2 separate regions of the Homo sapiens genome follow, and region 2 is linked to region 1. The links are chromatin loops, found by intact Hi-C in ENCODE. Cell type or tissue: CD14-positive monocyte. All regions are shown on one strand. Each heading gives the region's core, and the rest is flanking DNA. Links, peaks and the distances in the headings are about the cores only. Region 1 overlaps LOC107984195 (a long non-coding RNA gene). Region 2 has its middle 15 kb from the start of LINC02660.

Evidence for each region. A loop is a pair of places that touch in the nucleus more often than their neighbours do. Peaks named below come from ENCODE experiments on the same cell type or tissue, not always from the same donor. Only the 100,000 strongest peaks of a DNase experiment are listed, where the experiment ranks them.
Region 2: it touches region 1 in a loop (1.9-fold over the local background); 4 of 110 quality-filtered maps call a loop at or near these places.

The regions. Positions count from the first base shown.
Region 1 is chr10:4,049,267-4,057,607 of GRCh38, forward strand. LOC107984195 (a long non-coding RNA gene) reads left to right here. Exons shown (of 10, transcript NR_176060.1): 3 at 2,451-2,891; 4 at 5,933-6,067. Among named protein-coding and RNA genes, the nearest start is that of MIR6078, 62 kb to the left of the region's middle. In CD14-positive monocyte, for the core only: no CTCF peak of the experiment used is centred there; DNase peaks (open chromatin) are centred at 1,965, 2,525 and 4,945; H3K4me3 peaks cover 2,037 bases; H3K27ac peaks cover 3,416 bases.
Region 2 is chr10:3,892,985-3,901,325 of GRCh38, forward strand. No RefSeq gene overlaps it. Among named protein-coding and RNA genes, the nearest start is that of LINC02660, 15 kb to the right of the region's middle. RefSeq lists enhancers at 190-1,389, 1,293-1,810 and a silencer at 2,276-2,447. In CD14-positive monocyte, for the core only: no CTCF peak of the experiment used is centred there; DNase peaks (open chromatin) are centred at 277, 1,027, 2,197, 3,357 and 1 weaker place.

The DNA.
Region 1 (8,341 bases), core at 38-8,037:
ACATTTTGTCTCATTCCATGATCTATCAAAGAGCTGTTAGAAATCCTAGGGCGAGCACACGGCTGGTGGCCATTCACTGCAAGGAAGGAGAACTGTTCTTTTATTTTTACATGCCAACATCTAATTATGAGAACATTAGCCATTTCACTTATAGAAATCTGTAGATAGTCTTATTTTATTCTCTAATCACAAGTAATATTTCCCATGGTATTAAGAGAGTCAAATTAACTATGATTGCATTCTCACAGCCTGGGAGCTAGACTCCACTCGGGACATCTTTGACGGTGCTGGATGAGAGCTGCTTATTCATTCTGCCTTCAACTATTGTCTGCTATTTTGTAAAGTTTCACCGAAAGATTTGAACGTGGTTTTGGAAATGAACCACCTCCATGCTCAAGCTTGAAAGTTTTCAATACGTGCATATGAACTGAGAACAGGGAGCCTAGGAGAGGCTGAGGATGAGGAAGAATGGGCGGTGTCTTCTGTGATCGAGTTTCCTTAGCGGGGCATTTGTTCCTGGGGGCAGAATTTAGGCACCAGATCAGACTTCTCTACAGAATCAGCTAAGCTGGCTGAGCTGATCTTGAGTAAAGTAGTAAAGTAAATGATGAATTTGTTGATGAGAATCAGCAAATCTAGTCCTACCACTTCATTCCTACTAATCCTTGGCTGGGCTGGGAGGACTTTGTGTGGTAGGGAAACCCATTGCCATGGTTCTAATCCTCACATCCTGGGTGCGCATGGTGCATGTGGCTGCCTTGCCTGGAACATGTGTTCATAGACTGTTCCACATCCTTGGAAAGTTAAGGGGGCTTTACCTAGAGTCTTGTGCCATCTGGATGTCTACCTCTGACTTGCTTCTCTTTAATGAAATTCATGACATGTGAAGTAGTGACCGCCGATTGATGCCAAACAGCAATTTGAGCCTCATTACTGACAATGTTTGTAAAAGCACAAAGTGAACCATTGTGGAAAATTAAGGGAAATGGTACTTATTACGTAATAATAAGAAACTTACACATTATTTTTATTTGGTGGAGATACTTTGGATGGATTTGTATGAGCTAAAATCACATTTTTCCCTTGGCCGGTCTTAATCACACTCCAAGTCTTTGCACTTTCTCATGTTCTCACAGAAGCATCATAGTCATCACTGGAGCAGGCAGGGATTGCTATCCCCATTTTACAGATGATGAGACTGAGATGTGAAGCTCTTTATGAGCATCATAACAACTAACACTTACTGAGTGCTTATAACATGGGAGGCATTATTCAGAATGCTTATGGGTATCAACTAATGAATGTAATCCCAAGGTCAAACTACGAGGTAGGTTCTAGTATTATTTCCATTTTGTAGATGAGAAATTGAGGCACAGAGAGTCTGAGCAACTTGCCTGTGGTCACACAGCTAATAACTGGAACCTAGTTATTCTGTCTTCGGAGCTTCCATTTTAACCACTTTGCTATGCTGTCTTTGTCATTACAGTTCTATAACTAATACTCACTTGCACTTGTCTGTTTATACATCTGCCCTTCCTTTACAGAATTTGAGCTTCTTGAAGGAGATCATTTGTTTCATTCACATTTTAAAATTTTGGTGTTGACATAGTATCCCGGCAAAAGGCTGGTTTTCAATCTGTGCTCACTTGAATATATAAGAATAATTAATCTGCTGCTGGTTTCCTACGAATAAACATTCATGCTACAACTTGAAATCAGCCTTTTGACTTTTAATCTTTTGAAATGTGATTTCAAGGTTTATGTTTTCTGTCTAAAATAGGTCAAATTGTTTTTTGAACAATGTATTCCTTGTCTCAGTTCCAACTGTGAGTATGGGTCAGTTTTCTGGAATGGTCAAGAATAGTTTGACCACACACAAATGTTCACAAGCAAATGGAAATTTGTTTCTAACTTTCCCTTTGCCAAATCACATGCGACACTGTCAGTCCAGACCCTCCTTTTACTTCCTGCTCTCGTTTTCCTCCCCAGCTCCCAGCCTATCTGCGCGAGCTTCTGTGTCCTAAATAACTTGGGAGTTACCAGTCTTCTTTAAGGATCTGGTGTTCTAAAAGGTTTCTAAAGAATTTTATGAGGTTTTTATTACTTAATTGACAAGAATTTATTAGCTAGAGTGGCAAGTAAATAAGGACGTCTTAAAAACAAAAAGTTGTTTTACTTCCCATTTCACTTTCTCTCTCTCTAGCTGTTTTCCTTCACTAATATTTCCAAAACACACAACAACAGTTGGCATCGCTCGCATATAAACAGCTCTTCCATGTCACTGAGAAAACGAGCAAGATCCAGGGAGGAAAAATGGATACAGGATATAAATAGAAAATCCTCAAAACAGGAATTTCAAAATGTCAACAAACAGGCAAAACTTTCTTTCAACAGCGCTATTATGACTGGTATGTTTCACTTGCTTTTTTTTTTTTTTTCTTTTTCTCCAGCAAATTGCTCAAATGTCGGTGTGCTCTCATGAACAGAAACGATGGCACGGTGGGTCCTGGTCTCAAGACTTCCTCTCAATGATTCAGAGGTCTTGGGGGTTTTTTGTCTGAATATCAGGCAAAGAGGAAGGACGGCTACAATGGAGGAGTCTCCTACCACGCTTGTGGTCGTCACTGTAGTGCTCAGTTGAATGGTGTGTCCATTGGGGTTGGAGTCCCCATCCTGTTCTGGGTCCTGGCCCCCCACAGGCTCCAGGGACATAACCCTTCCAGTTCAGGATCATGTGCTGGGGCACTGTTCCCTGAGGTGGGACTCTGGGCTGTAACAGCTGCTTTTGAAGCATGTTCCAGCTTCAACCACGTGCTTGGACGACACCAGCTCTTCCCACATACTCTTCCCCAGCTCTTGTGTTGAGTTTGGCTTCCACCTTCCTCCAGCTGGTAAGGTTCTCTGTTTCTCTTTGATGTGTGGGTTTCAAATCTTGGTCATAATCCCTTCACCTGCCATGCTCTGTTCTACCTTGAATAGGCTTTCATATTTTGAATTCTGGACCAGAGATGGGTTCTTGATACTCATCTTTTCCAGAAAATTTTGCATTGCTTTTGCAAGCAAGCCTGAGCCAACGGCAGAACTCTGCATCGCGCTGTGTTTCAGGGTGGGAAAGCCTTGGCCGCAGGGTAGGGAGTCTCATTCAATATCTGCTGTGGTGACACTGTCTCCTGCCACATAGAGAAGCTGCCAGCATAATGTTACATATGCTGCATGGTTGCACCCACTTATACTGGCAATCAAAACTACATGAATTACTGCAACAAAGAAAGTATTTTTGTCTATTGAATGATCCAAAATTACAAAAAAAAAGTGAAAAAGTGGCTACACTTATGCATCATTTATGGGAGTGTAAATTATATATATATATATTAAACAGGGTCTCGCTATGTTGCCCAAGCCATTCTGGAGCTCCTGCGCTTAAGTGATCCTCCTGCCTCAGCCTCCCAAGTAACTGGAATTATAAATGTGAGCCACTGTGCCCAGCAATTACAAAATTTTTGGAATGCAATTGGGAAGTACAGCTGAAAAACTTCAGCAACGTGGGCTGTTTGATTGTACAATCGCACTTCTTGGAATTTATCCTACAGAAATCAGTAGTCAAGTTCACAAAAACTGACAATAGCCATTACAGAGAAGCAGAAGAAAGGGAAATAAAAACATTCAAACCTACCAACAGGAGATTGGACAAATAAATCATGTTATAACTATACAATGGGCTATTATGTAACCATTAAAATGATCATCTATTCTAGATCTATACTTATTGCAATATAATAATAACCATAATATATAGTTATTTGATAAAAGAAGGTAGCACATGTGAGGTAGTACATCTCATTTCTATTAGAAAAAACTACACACAAACACAAACATCGAAGAAAGGGATCTGGGAAGAGAAGACAAGAAGCTCCCGGTGCATTGCTCGGGAGAAACACAACCTATGCCGTCAGTAACTAATTCCCAGGGCGACATCATTGGCAATTTCACTTATTTATGTTTTTCAATATTGATTATATACATATATATATATATATATATACATATTTAACCAAGATATTATAAGATTATTTTTATTTTTTTGATTACCATTTGTGTGATTGTGGTTCCCAAGTGCCAGGCTCCACAGAAAGTTTTACAATCATTTACAGCTGAAGTCTCAAAACTGCCTCAGGTCAGAATCACCGCGATTCTGTGCTTTTATAAATGAGGCATGCAGAATTGAAACAATTTTACAAGTTCATAAAACTAGTGACCAGTGGAGCTGGTATTTGAACCCTGACCGTCTTGTATGATCATGAATTATTCTCATGGTCAGAAAAAGAGATGATAAAAATCTACTTATTGAAAAAGAAGAAAAGAAAGTATTTCTCTCATCTTCATAACACTGGACAATACTTAACCTCTTTATTCATAAAATATTAAACAAATGCAAAGTTAAATAAGAGGTTGCTATTTTTTTTTTTTTGCTTTTTGTTTTCTCTTTCCACCCAGAGTCTAGAGTATTTCATAGTTAATTTTCTGGTTATTAAAGATATCATCAAGCTGAACATTCTTTCATTACAAGGGATAATCAGCTGATTTCTGTGTTTTTCTTCTCTGTGAGAAACATGCCCACAGAAACTGTTCTTTCCAAATCTACTCATGGACATATTAAAAAGAAGGTCTGCTCCCCTGATGATGCAAGAGGCCCAAGAGTCCGAATGGCAGACCTGATCAAGTGGGCTTGATCACAGGGGCTTGGCTGCTACGAATGCTTGGTGGTGTCCATAGATTACAGAGGTAGACGGTGTTTGTGTTAGTCTGTTCTCATACTGCTATAAAGATACTACCCAGACTGGTTAATTTATAAACAAAGGAGGTTTAATTGACTCAGAGTTCTGCATGCTCGGGAGGCCTCAGGAAACTTACTGTCATGATGGAAGGGGAAGTAGGTACCTTCCTCACAAGGCAGCAGAAGAGAGTGTGTGTGCGAAGGAGGAACTGTCAAACGCTTATAAAACCATCAGGGATCTAGTGCAAACTCACTCGCTATCACGAGAACAGCATGGGGGAAACTACCTCCATGATCCAATCACCTGCCTCCCTGGACAGGTGGGAATTACAATTCAAGATGAGATTTGGGTGGAAACACAGAACCAAACCGTATCAATGTTGATTAGCTATTGGGCAAATCCATGGCAGAAAACTTACTATAAAAACCAGATATTCACAACATTTCCAGCTGCACAGAGAACACTGACAGATGCATGAAAGAAATGTTTTCTGCCACCACGAGCTTTCTGCCATTCTGGAAATAAATAACATACACAGAACACACACAAATACACATGAAATACTATCTCATTATTCCTCCCAGAAAATCTTAAGGCTCATATCCACACACATACATGCATGCACACACATACACTGTTGCTGGACTGTCAAAAAGTAATTTAGGATCACAGTTCCACCACTCTCACACCCACAATAAAGGACAAAGTCAGATAAAGTCAGATGTAGGCTGAGCCCCAAAGCTGCCTTCGTCTCCAGGGAATCTCAGATGACAGTGGAGGGTCTGTGGGAGGAGAGGCCAAGGCTCAGAACCACCAGGCGGGGTCAGAAGGAGACTTCGATGGCTGCACCTTCTGCATGAGAGTGAACTAGAAATAAACACACCTGACAGAAGGGAACACCAGAAAGATGTGCATTCCATCATCCTGGCCCTGAGTGTAGGGAAATGAATCAACAAAGCACTCCTGATCATAACCAGAACCTGGCCCTCACATCAAATTGTAATGCTGTCCGAATAAATTTTCAGCAAAATTTTTGGTCCAGTAAACCTTGAAGACAATTTTGAAGTTTAAAATAATATGCTTAAAAGAAGCAAATACAAATGTTTTCTAGAGAAATAGACCTAGAACACAGCCTCAGATAATTCTCACGGTGGTAGGTTTCAAAGATGATGAAAAACATCATGATACCACACACAACACCTCAAGGAAGAAGGCACAATGAGTGAGACACAGCAGACACGACAGACTGCAGAACCAATCCTGCACACTCTTAGACACTGGAATTGACTAAGGTATGATACAGCTATAGTATATTATATAATGTTATATATAATATAAATGTATCATATACATAAATACTATGTTTATTTATAATATTACTTGTAAATAATTTATAATTAAAATATTTATAAATAAAGATACTATTATATATTACCATTATAAATTGTTATAATTATATACCATATAATTATATATTCTTATAAATTATTATCATTATGAATTATATTACTGTTACAAATGATATATTTATGTAATTATATATTATAAATAATAAAAGGTAACATATGTGTATATTATATACATGCTTCATAAAGTTAAATATAGGAATTGACTAAAAAATGTAAGCAAATAATGACGACTCTACAAAACAGCCAAGCAAATTTGAAAGGAAAACACCAAGTGGAATTTCGTTTTTCTTTTTCTTTTTTTTTGAGAAGAAGTCTTGCTCTGTTGCCAGGCTGGAGTGCAGTGGTGTGATCTCAGCTCACTGCAACCTCTGCCTCCTGGGTTCAAGTGATTCTCCTGCCTCAGCCTCCCAAGTAGCTGGGACTACATATGTGCATCACCACACCCAGCTAATTTTTTTTGTATTTTTAGTAGAGACGGGGTTTCACCATGTTGGCCAAATTGGTCTCGATCACTTGACCTTGTATTCCACCCACCTCGGCCTCCCAAAGTGCTAGGATTACAGGCATGAGCCACCGTGCCCAGCCCCAGGTAGGATTTTCAGAAATGATAAATAAAGTGTCTGAAGTTAAAAAATAATAATTCAGTTTCAATTATGAATTACACAGTTGAAGAGACAATTAGTGAATTGGAAAGTAAATCTGATATAATGATATAAATTGTAGTAATAAAGCAAGTAAAATTAAAGAGGTGTGATGAAGAAGGCGAGTTCTAAAATTCATCTACTCAGATTTCCAAAAGAGAGAATTTGAATAGTTAACATGTAAGGAGTTTCCAGATTTGTTGAAAGACGCCTATTCTGAAGTCGAATATCAAGTAGGATACAGTAAAAAGAAAAATCAACAGCTATATTACTCAAAATACAATTTCAAACAAACAGCAGTTACTTAAAGCCCTTAGTGAGAAAATACAGATTAATTTCAAAGGAATCACAATAAGAACTAACGTTTCTTCCCAGATGCAACAAGGGAAATCAAAAAAGACTTGAAATTACTTCCTATTTGTGTTGAAAAATATCAATAGTCAACCTGATTTTATGTTCACTAAAACTGTTTTTCAAGAATGAGTGTAAAATTAAGACATAAAATCTGAGAGTTGCCAAAGGAACCTAAATAAAGAAAAATTTCAGTTTATGGAATTTAAATGTTATAATTAAGATACAGGGCACAAATGTTATAGACATTCAATATGCATAGACCTTTGCGTTGTAATGGAGAAGGGAAGAGATGGTGATTAAATTTTGACTTCTGTATGGGAACTGTTAAATAATACTAAACACTAACATAATAGAAATAGGGACTGTAAATTCAACTTGGTGGAAAATTTTTAAATGTAGGGAGAGGAAAAAAGCCTCTAAATTCAAAAAACGCCAAGAAGGAAGAAAAGTCCAAAAGAATGATAGCACGCATGAGAAGAATAGAAAGCACAATATGAGATAGTAAAATAAAAGTCAAATATGTCAGCAATCCAAAAGGTTCTGATGGAAGAACAGGCTGAGCTTCTGTAAGGAAGAGAAGAGGAGTGGATTTCTCCCTCTCTGGAGAGTCCCCACGAGTGGACATAGGCTTGTGGATGGCCCTGCACACTCTTCTCTCGGCCTGCTTCACTGGCTCTAAGGTGCCTTTTCAGCTGTGACCATAGCTGGGTCTACAGGAACGGGTGAAGGTGGACACCTAGGAGCTCCTTTCTCAGACTGAGACCCAGTCACCCCCAGCAGCCTGTGCACCTTTGCTCCATTCTACTTCCCCCAGCTCACTCATACGTAGCTACGAGCACTCCCAGGACACACTCAGCTCAGGGAAGGACCTGGGAGAAGGTTCTATGAGTAGAAGGAAGAAGTGGAGAATGGAAACTGTAGGCAATTAGCACTCTTCCCTTCAACACTAAATGGGAATCGACTCAACATTCTGGTTGAAAAGCAAATATTTTCATACTGGATTAAAAAATATCTAGCTAAATGCTATTTACGAGAGACACATCCAAATTACAAGAATTTAGAAAATTTGGCAGTTAAAAGAATTTTTCTTCTTGTAAACTGATTATCTATATCTATCACTGTTATAAACTGATATACATATATAAATGTTATGTAAATACAC
Region 2 (8,341 bases), core at 184-8,183, 160 kb before region 1:
GGGAGCAGATCTGATGTGCCAGGTTCCCTCCGGGGCATCCACCCCTGCCGTCTCGGGGATGGCTTCAGTTGTTTCTGTGTCAACGGTTTCCTCTGAGGGCCTCTGCTGTGTGGCGTTACTTCTCAATTACATGTGCCCGAGACATTTTCCCTTCTTTTTGACATTTCAGAAATGCCATTTGATATGTTAACTGACGCTGTTATTTTGGCTGGAGCAATTTATAAAAGGTGTGTTTCTTTCAACTTCTGCTTTCTCCCAGGACAATCACTTACACACTGGAAAGCTTTCTCTGGTCGTGTGAGACTGCTGTGTGTGACACTGTAAAACAGCAATGGTGACACTCTCAAGGTGGTTCTGTAGAGTAGAATATATACATATATTGATGAGTTTCAAATATTTAAAAAAAACATATTTTGTAAAATCATTTACCATAAAGGAGAAAAAAGCAATTCGTGTGATGTCCCCAAGCCACCAAATTCGTGATCTAATTCATTTCTGGACAATGGTTCTGAATAGAATCATGAGGAAGGAATAGCTTAATCAATGCTTTTATATGTCCTCCCGGAAACTGAATTTATACCAACCCATTCTCTTGCAGAAGAGATCAAGTCATCCATTTGAACTTTCTTTTCAATTTCTAGCTTAATATTAAAAAAAATACTTTTTGCAGGAATCCTTTCTTGGCTTGAAGACCCTTGGGTTTATTCGATCTGGTCATGGATCTCTGTCCACAGGGAAAAGTGTTCTTATGACCCATATTCCAGCCCTTATCCCCCTGTTTTCTACGAGAACATCACAGCCCCTAAAAAAACAAATTGTGTGAGGAACCGCAGTAAGAAGATTTGAAAATGAAGGGAAGAGTTAGTTGAAAGCCACGTCCACAAGTATTTACATCGAGGTTAAATGTTAAGAAATTCCCTGACTGGGACTTTTTATAATTGCAGTGAATTAGACAAAAATAGATTTCAGTTTAAAAAATGGACGGCTGACTTTGTTCATCAGTGGAACTACATTTAACATGATGGACTAGAAGTGAAAATCCTAAAGGGGGAAATATAAATTGGCTAATTTGTGGTTGCAACCTGACATTCTAAAGACAGAGGAAAATGAAGTCAACTTGCCTGTAGACAGCTGGGTGATGTGGTTTTCAGCTGTTGTTTAACCTTCTCAGTGTTTATCACTGTATATGGACTGTTTACCCTTTTCTCTCTTTCTGCTTTTTCTCTTAGGCATTTATCTGATTTCTTACTTTCCTAAGAGCCCCTCCCTGCCTTTTCTCTCACTTAGCCCTTCTCCTCAAAGCCCTCAGTATTGATGTGGGATTGAGGAGACGGGATCAGCGATGGGATCGGAGAGGGCTGGAATCTGTTTCTGGTGGAGGGAAGGTTGCATCAGCCACTTCCCTCGGCTCCCGTAGAGGCCATTCCTAGCGAAGCACGTATGTCTCACTGTGAATCCAAAACAGAGGTGCTTAGAGGAGATTTACTCCTTCAGTAATATATCCACTAAAAGGTTCAGCCATATGCCGGGTCGAGCAAGTTAAAAAAAAAAGAAAGAAAAAAAATGTTGACTGGTCCAGCCTCTGCCATTGTGATATGTACAGATATTATTGACAGATTCATATATAAACCTCTGAGTTCCCCTGCAGAAAAAGCTACTTTGGGCTGGGTGTGGTGGCTCATGCCTGTAATCCCAGCACTTTGGGAGGCCGAGGTGGGCAGATCACTTGAGGCCAGGAGTTTGAGGCCACCCTGACCAACATTGTGAAACCCCGTCTCTACTGAAAAAATACAAAAATTAGCCAGGCATGGTGGCATTGACCTGTAGTCCCAGCTACGTGGGAGGCTGAGGCAGGAGAATCGCTTGAACCCGGGAGGTGGAGGTCACAGTGAGCCGAGATCGCGGCATTGCACTCCAGCCTGGGCAACAAGAGTGAAACTCCGTCTCAAAAAACAAACAAAAAAAGAAAAAAGAAAAAAAAAAGTTGGAGTGTGTGGTCTAGGGAGGAACGTGCTATTCCATGTCCTGTTTGCATCGCTCCTTGCTTATCTCAGCTCTACTATGACTTTTCTGTTATTATTATTGTTACTGTTATTTTTGGGAGGTAGTGAGATGGCTCTCCAGCCAGCCTGTCTTGCTCCTATCCTGGCTGTATCCTTTCCTAGCATGTGATGTTGGATGAATCACCTGGTAAATCTGTTATTTCATAAATGCTGATTATTAACACTGGTTCCTCCTCTAAGTTCTCTGCTATTATTCTCCCTTTCCTGCCCCTGCTTATCATTCTTGTGCTACATTAGTCTTATTTGTCTTCTCACCAGTGGCTAAGACATCTTATCCTTTGACTAATTGTCCTCAGGGTGGCCCGCCCCCCCACCCACCCCGCCCAGCTGACTGCATGGCCAGAGCTTTATTTATTTCCTTAAGGGCACTGACGTCCACGAGCTGCTGTCCTCTTCTGAGTTTCCTGTCACCTTGGCTGGAGCGTGACTGCTCAGGGAATAGAGCATCTCCCATGTTTGTCTCCATTGCCAGTATCTAGGGCCTAATGTAGAGTATTACAAAGAAGGAAAGAAATGGATGAATCAGTGAATGAGTAAATTATACATTTGCTTTAAGCCACAAATAATGCACATTTGGAAAGTGTTTGAGGCAAAATGTTTCTGAAGCTGCTTATGTGCCTCATAAATTATCTTTTTCCGATGACTAATGTGGCAGTTTACTTGACTGGCCATAGATATTATTTTATTTTATTTTACTATTTTTTCTTATTTTTCTTTATTGAGACGGAGTCTCGCTCTGTCGCCCAGGTTGCAGTGCAGTGGCATGAACTCAGCTCACTGCAACCTCCATCTCCTGGTTTCGAGCGATTCTCCTGCCTCAGCCTCCTGACTAGCTGGGACTACAGGCACCCACCACCGTGCCCAGCTAATTTTTTGTATTTTTAGTAGAGATGGAGTTTTGCCATGTTGGCCTGGCTGGTGTCGAACTACTGACCTCAGGTGATCCACCTGCCTCAGCCTCTCAAAGTGCTGCGATTCCAGGAGTGAGCCACCATGCCTGGCTGACGGGCCATAGATTTTTAAAAAGAAGTTGCGGAGGTCTAGAGTCCCAATGGGAAGATTGGTGGTGTTTTTCTAACCTTCTTCATCTCGAGATAGCAGAATCTGATAATTGCAGTTTATATATTCCCGTGTTTTGTGGAAGGCAACCTATGCATTCAATCAGAGGTGGATTTTCCACGGAACTAAAGCAGCTGTGGGGCCTCCCTCAGGAGCTCACATGGTCATACGTTGTATGTATTTCTCAAAAGTCACGTAACCACACTGGCTAAGGTCACCGTTTCTTTTCACTTTGACTTACCCGCACTGCAGCCGGTGGTGGAAGCTACAGGGAGCTTTTGGGGCCTAACAGGAAGTTAAGCTGGGATTATGCCATTTTAGTAGCAATTGAGAAAGCCATTGTGGAATGTTTCAATAAAGTGAGAAATTCCAAACTTCTAAATTTGTGACTTTAAATGATACCGTTTTTAGGCATCCTTAAAGTTATATGCAGGCCAGGTGTGCTGGCTTATGCCTGTAATATCAGAACTTCGGTGGGAGGCCAAGGTGGGAGGACTGCTTTAGCCAAGGAGTTCGAGACCACCCTGGGCAATGTAGGGAGACTCCGTCTCTACAAATTAATTAAAAAATTAGCTGGGTGTGGTGGCATATGCCTGTGGTCCCAGCTACTAGGGAGGCTGAGACAGGAGGATCACCTGAGCGCAGGAGGTTGAGGCTGCAATGATCATGCCATTGCACGCCAGCCTGGGCCACAGAGTAAGACTCAGTCTCAAAAGTAAAATAAAGTAAAAGTTATTTACAAAAGAACTGAGAGCAAGATCAGATACAAATCAATAAAACATGAAACAGAAGCAATAGGAATAACGACATCTGTAGAAGTTATTCTCACGCAGAGAAGTAAATTGTACAAGAAGGTTTAGGATCATACTGAAAGTAGCAATTTACTGAAAAGAAAAGATAAGTTTCAAATAGGAAGATTAAACAGTAATTTACAACTAGTTATTACACACAAATAATGAGATGCCCTGACATTTTTAAAGTTAATGTGTGAAAGAAGTTGATGGTAGTTTTCCCAAATTCGACCAGGAACCTCAAAAATTTATCTGATACTATCAACAAGAAGCTGTAAAGCTGAAAGTTACTTCTGTAAGCTACGAAAAACTAGTTTCGGATGACAGCTACTGTGGGAAAAACGGAATAATCTCTCTGCTATCTCTTGAAAAGGATGTTACAAAATCATTGACACAAAGAAGCACTCAAAGAATGGGTCACTAAAAGCTATAGGAAAGTTGTGTTCAAAATACACCGGGCAGTGACTGAATCAAGTATTATGTAATTCTTCTGGAATTTGTGATGCTTACGGTATTTGTCATCTTTATAACATTCATAATTTATTTTGATTTCTCTTTCCCCAAAAATGATGACTTTCACATTTGTATTTTGGATTCTTGTTGATAAAATGAGACCCTTAAGGTATATAAGCATCAGGCGCCACAAATCCTGGATCTCCTATTATTTTACATGCTCTCTATTTCAGATTTTTTTTTTTTTTTTTTGATGGAGTCTTGCTCAGTCACTTAGGCTGGAGTGCAGTGACACCATTTCGGCTCATTGCCACCTCTGCCCCCAGGGTTCAAGTGATTCTTCTGCCTCAGCATCCTGAGTAGCTGGGACTACAGGAGCAGGCCACCGTGCCCAGCTAATTTTTTGTATTTTTAGTAGAGATGGGGTTTTGCCATGTTGGCCAAGCTGGTCTCGAACTCCTGACCTCATGATCCGCCCGCCTTGGCCTCCCAAAGTGCTGGGATTACAGGCAGGAGCCACCGCACCCAGCCTCCATTTCAGATTTCTGATGGCTGTACTCTCATTGCACTAATATCCGTGAACTTGAGAAACTTTACATCACTCTTCCACAGTCTCTAGTCAACTGTTAATTATGTTTTTAAGCCTGTGTGAAAAAGTTCCATTTCTTTTTTAAAGGAGATTTCCATTTGTATTAATGTTGACTAAACTTCTTTCGGAAGACTGCAGTGATCAAGGAAGAGAAAAGCTAATGTAACATATGAAAATTGGGTTGGCACATATTTAAAATAATGCATATAAATTATGGGAACTTGAATATTGACTCATCTGGGTAGCAAATAACACTATCAAAGAATTCAAGTCACAGAATAGGCTATCATTCCAAGTATCTGCCTACTTTGCAGAAAGGAGTCCTAGATTAGAAAGGGTATTATGCCTGGGCATGAGCACCAAGACATGGGGGCTCTGGGGGTCATCTTGGAGGCTAAGGTGTGTTCTCCACAGTTCAGCCATTACATCACAGTAAAGTGGAAAGGTTGCTTCTAGCTCCAAATCCTTCAAGGATGTCCCATTTTGCTCAGAGCTTGTATTGCCTAGAAGCCCTGCACAATCTGTCCCCACCCTATGCACCATTGTTACTTCTCAGATTTGATCTCCTATTACATGCCCCTCTTTAAATATTATATATATATATATGTATGCTTTTTTTTTTTTGGGGGGGGACAGGGTCTCCCTCTGTTGCCCAGGCTGGAGTGTAGTGGTGTGATCTTCTCGGCTCACTGCAACCTCCACCTCCCGGGTTCAAGTGACTCTTCTGCCTCAGCCTCCTGAGTAGCTGGGATTATGGGTGCTCGCTACCATGCACGGCTAATTTTTGCATTTTTAGTAGAGACAGAGTTTCAGCATGTTGGCTGGGCTGGTCTCAAACTCCTGACCTCAATTAATCCACCCACCTTGGCCTCCCAAAGTGCTGGGATAACAGGCTTGAGCCACCCGCCCGGCCCTCTTTAAATATTTCTTCCTCAGAGTCTTTGCCTCTGGCTGGAATGTTCTCCCCTTGAAGACACCTCCAGGTCTTTGCAGACATCTGCTTCCCTTGTCTGGCCCTGCTATGCAGCTCTGTGCTTTATCTACAGCCATGGCATAGGAAGCAGCCTGAGACATGACACGGCTGCCTCATGCCCAGCTTGTTGAGTACCACGTGACCTCCCTGCAGGTAAGGACATTTGTCTGCATTATTTTCTGCTTGCTCAGGACCTGGCATGAAAGAGGCATTAGATACATATTTGCTCTTCTTGCATTTTTTTCATGATTAGGCATATTCTGTTTTGGCTCCTTGTAGAGCTCTTGGATTAGGTTCAATTTGCTAAACGTGTAAACCTATAAATTTTAGGATGCTTTTATCCAGAGCTGTTTCATTTCATCATCTTTCCAACCCTGGGAAGTAAGGGCTATTATATTATTATTATTATTATTATTATTATTATTATTATTATTATTCCTTCTTTACATTTAAGGAAGCTGAGGCCCAGAGAACTTCACAGCCAAGACCCAGCAAAGCCAAGCTGATGCTTGGATCTTTGATTGAAACTGTGCTCATTCCACCTCTTTATACTGCCCTTTAGAAAGGGTCAGTGATGGCCGGGCCTGGCAGCTCATGCCTGCAATCTAAGCACTTTGGGAGGCTGAAGCAAGAGGGTTTCTTGAGCCCAGGAGTTTGAGACCAGCCTGGGCAACATGGCAAAACCCTGTGTTTACAAAAAAATACAAAAAGTAGCCAGCCATAGTGGTGCACATGCCTGTGGTCCCAGCTACTCTGGAGGCTGAGGCAGGAGGATTGCTTGAGCCTGGGAGTTGAGACTGCAGTGAGCCATGACCACACCCTGCACTCCAGCCTGGGCAACAGTGAGAGACCTTGGAAAAGAAAGAAAAGAAAGGAAAGAAAGAAAGGAAAGAAAGAAAGAAAGAAAGAAAGAAAGAAAGAAAGAAAGAAAGAAAGAAAGAAAGAAAGAAAGAAGGAAGGAAGGAAGGAAGGAGGGAGAAAGAAAGAAAGAAAAGAAAGAAAGAAAAAGAAAAGAAAGAGAAAAAAAGAAAGGATCAATGAGATGGTAGCACTTTGACACACTTTTTTTTTATTATGCACTTTTTTAATTGAAGATAATTAGGAAACTAGGAAGAAAAAGCAAAATTAAATAAAATAATTGTAAAACTGAATGAGAGTTAGCTTATGAAGAATCAAAAGCACTTAACCAAGACACAGCGTAAAGACGACTGAACTAGGCCGGGCGTGGTGGCTCACGCCTGTTATCCCAGCACTTTGGAAGGCTGAGGCGGGTACATCATTTGAGGTCAGGAGTTCAAGACCAGCCTGTCCAACATGGTGAAACTCTGTCCCTACTAAAAATACAAAAATTAGCTGGGTGTGGTGGTGGGTGCCTGTAGTCCCAGTTACTCAGGAGGCTGAGGCAGGAGAATCCCTTGAACCCGGGAAGGGGAGGCTGCAGTGAACTGAGATCACGCCACTGAACGCCAGCCTGGGTGACAGAGTGAGACTCCGTCTCAAACAAACAAACTAACTAAAAAACCCACTGAACTAAAAGTCAGGATATGTGGTTTAAGGGCTAACTGTTCTTACATAAAATATACAACTTTGGAAATTGTATTCACACTTGCTGAGCCTTCGGTTTCTTATCTATAAAATGGGGTTAAAAATACCTACTTCATTGGCAGGCCATGGTGGCTCATGCCTGTAATCTCAGCAGTTTGGGAGGTACAGGTGGGATGATTCATTGAAGCTAAGTGTTTGAAATCAGCCTGGGCAACACTGCAAGACCTCATCTCTACTAAAAATAAAAAAAATTAGCTGAGTATGGAGGCACATGTCTGTAGTCAGCTATTCTAGAGGCTGAAGCAGGAGGATTGCTTGGGCCCAGGATTTGGAGGCTGTAGTGAGGTATGATAGCACCACTGCATTCCAGCCTGGGGCACAGATTGAGACCCTGACTCTAAAAAAAAACCACAAAAAATACTGTGTTCTATGCTCATTCCGTGGGTGACGGGATTTTTTGTGTCCCAGACCTCAGCATCATGTAATATACCCGTGTAACAAATCTGCACATGTTCCCCTGTATCTAAAATAAAAGTTGAAGAAAAAACAAAAAAAAATCTACTTTATAAAAGTGATTATGTGAGAACATAGTGTGGAAAAAAACATTTTAAATTATATCCCTATATGAGTGTAAGGCATCACTGCCATAACTTTGAAAAATAGTGTGTTTCACCTAGAAACACTGAACCTCCAAACAATCTAAACATTTAAATGAATGTATTTCAAATCCATCTATGTGAAATTTATAAAATTTATAATAGTCATGTAATGACCAAATTATATAGAGACTTATTAGTCAGATCAACCAATACATATTGAGTTCTCATTATATTCTTAACAATATGCCAGTTTCTATGTTGGGAATCAA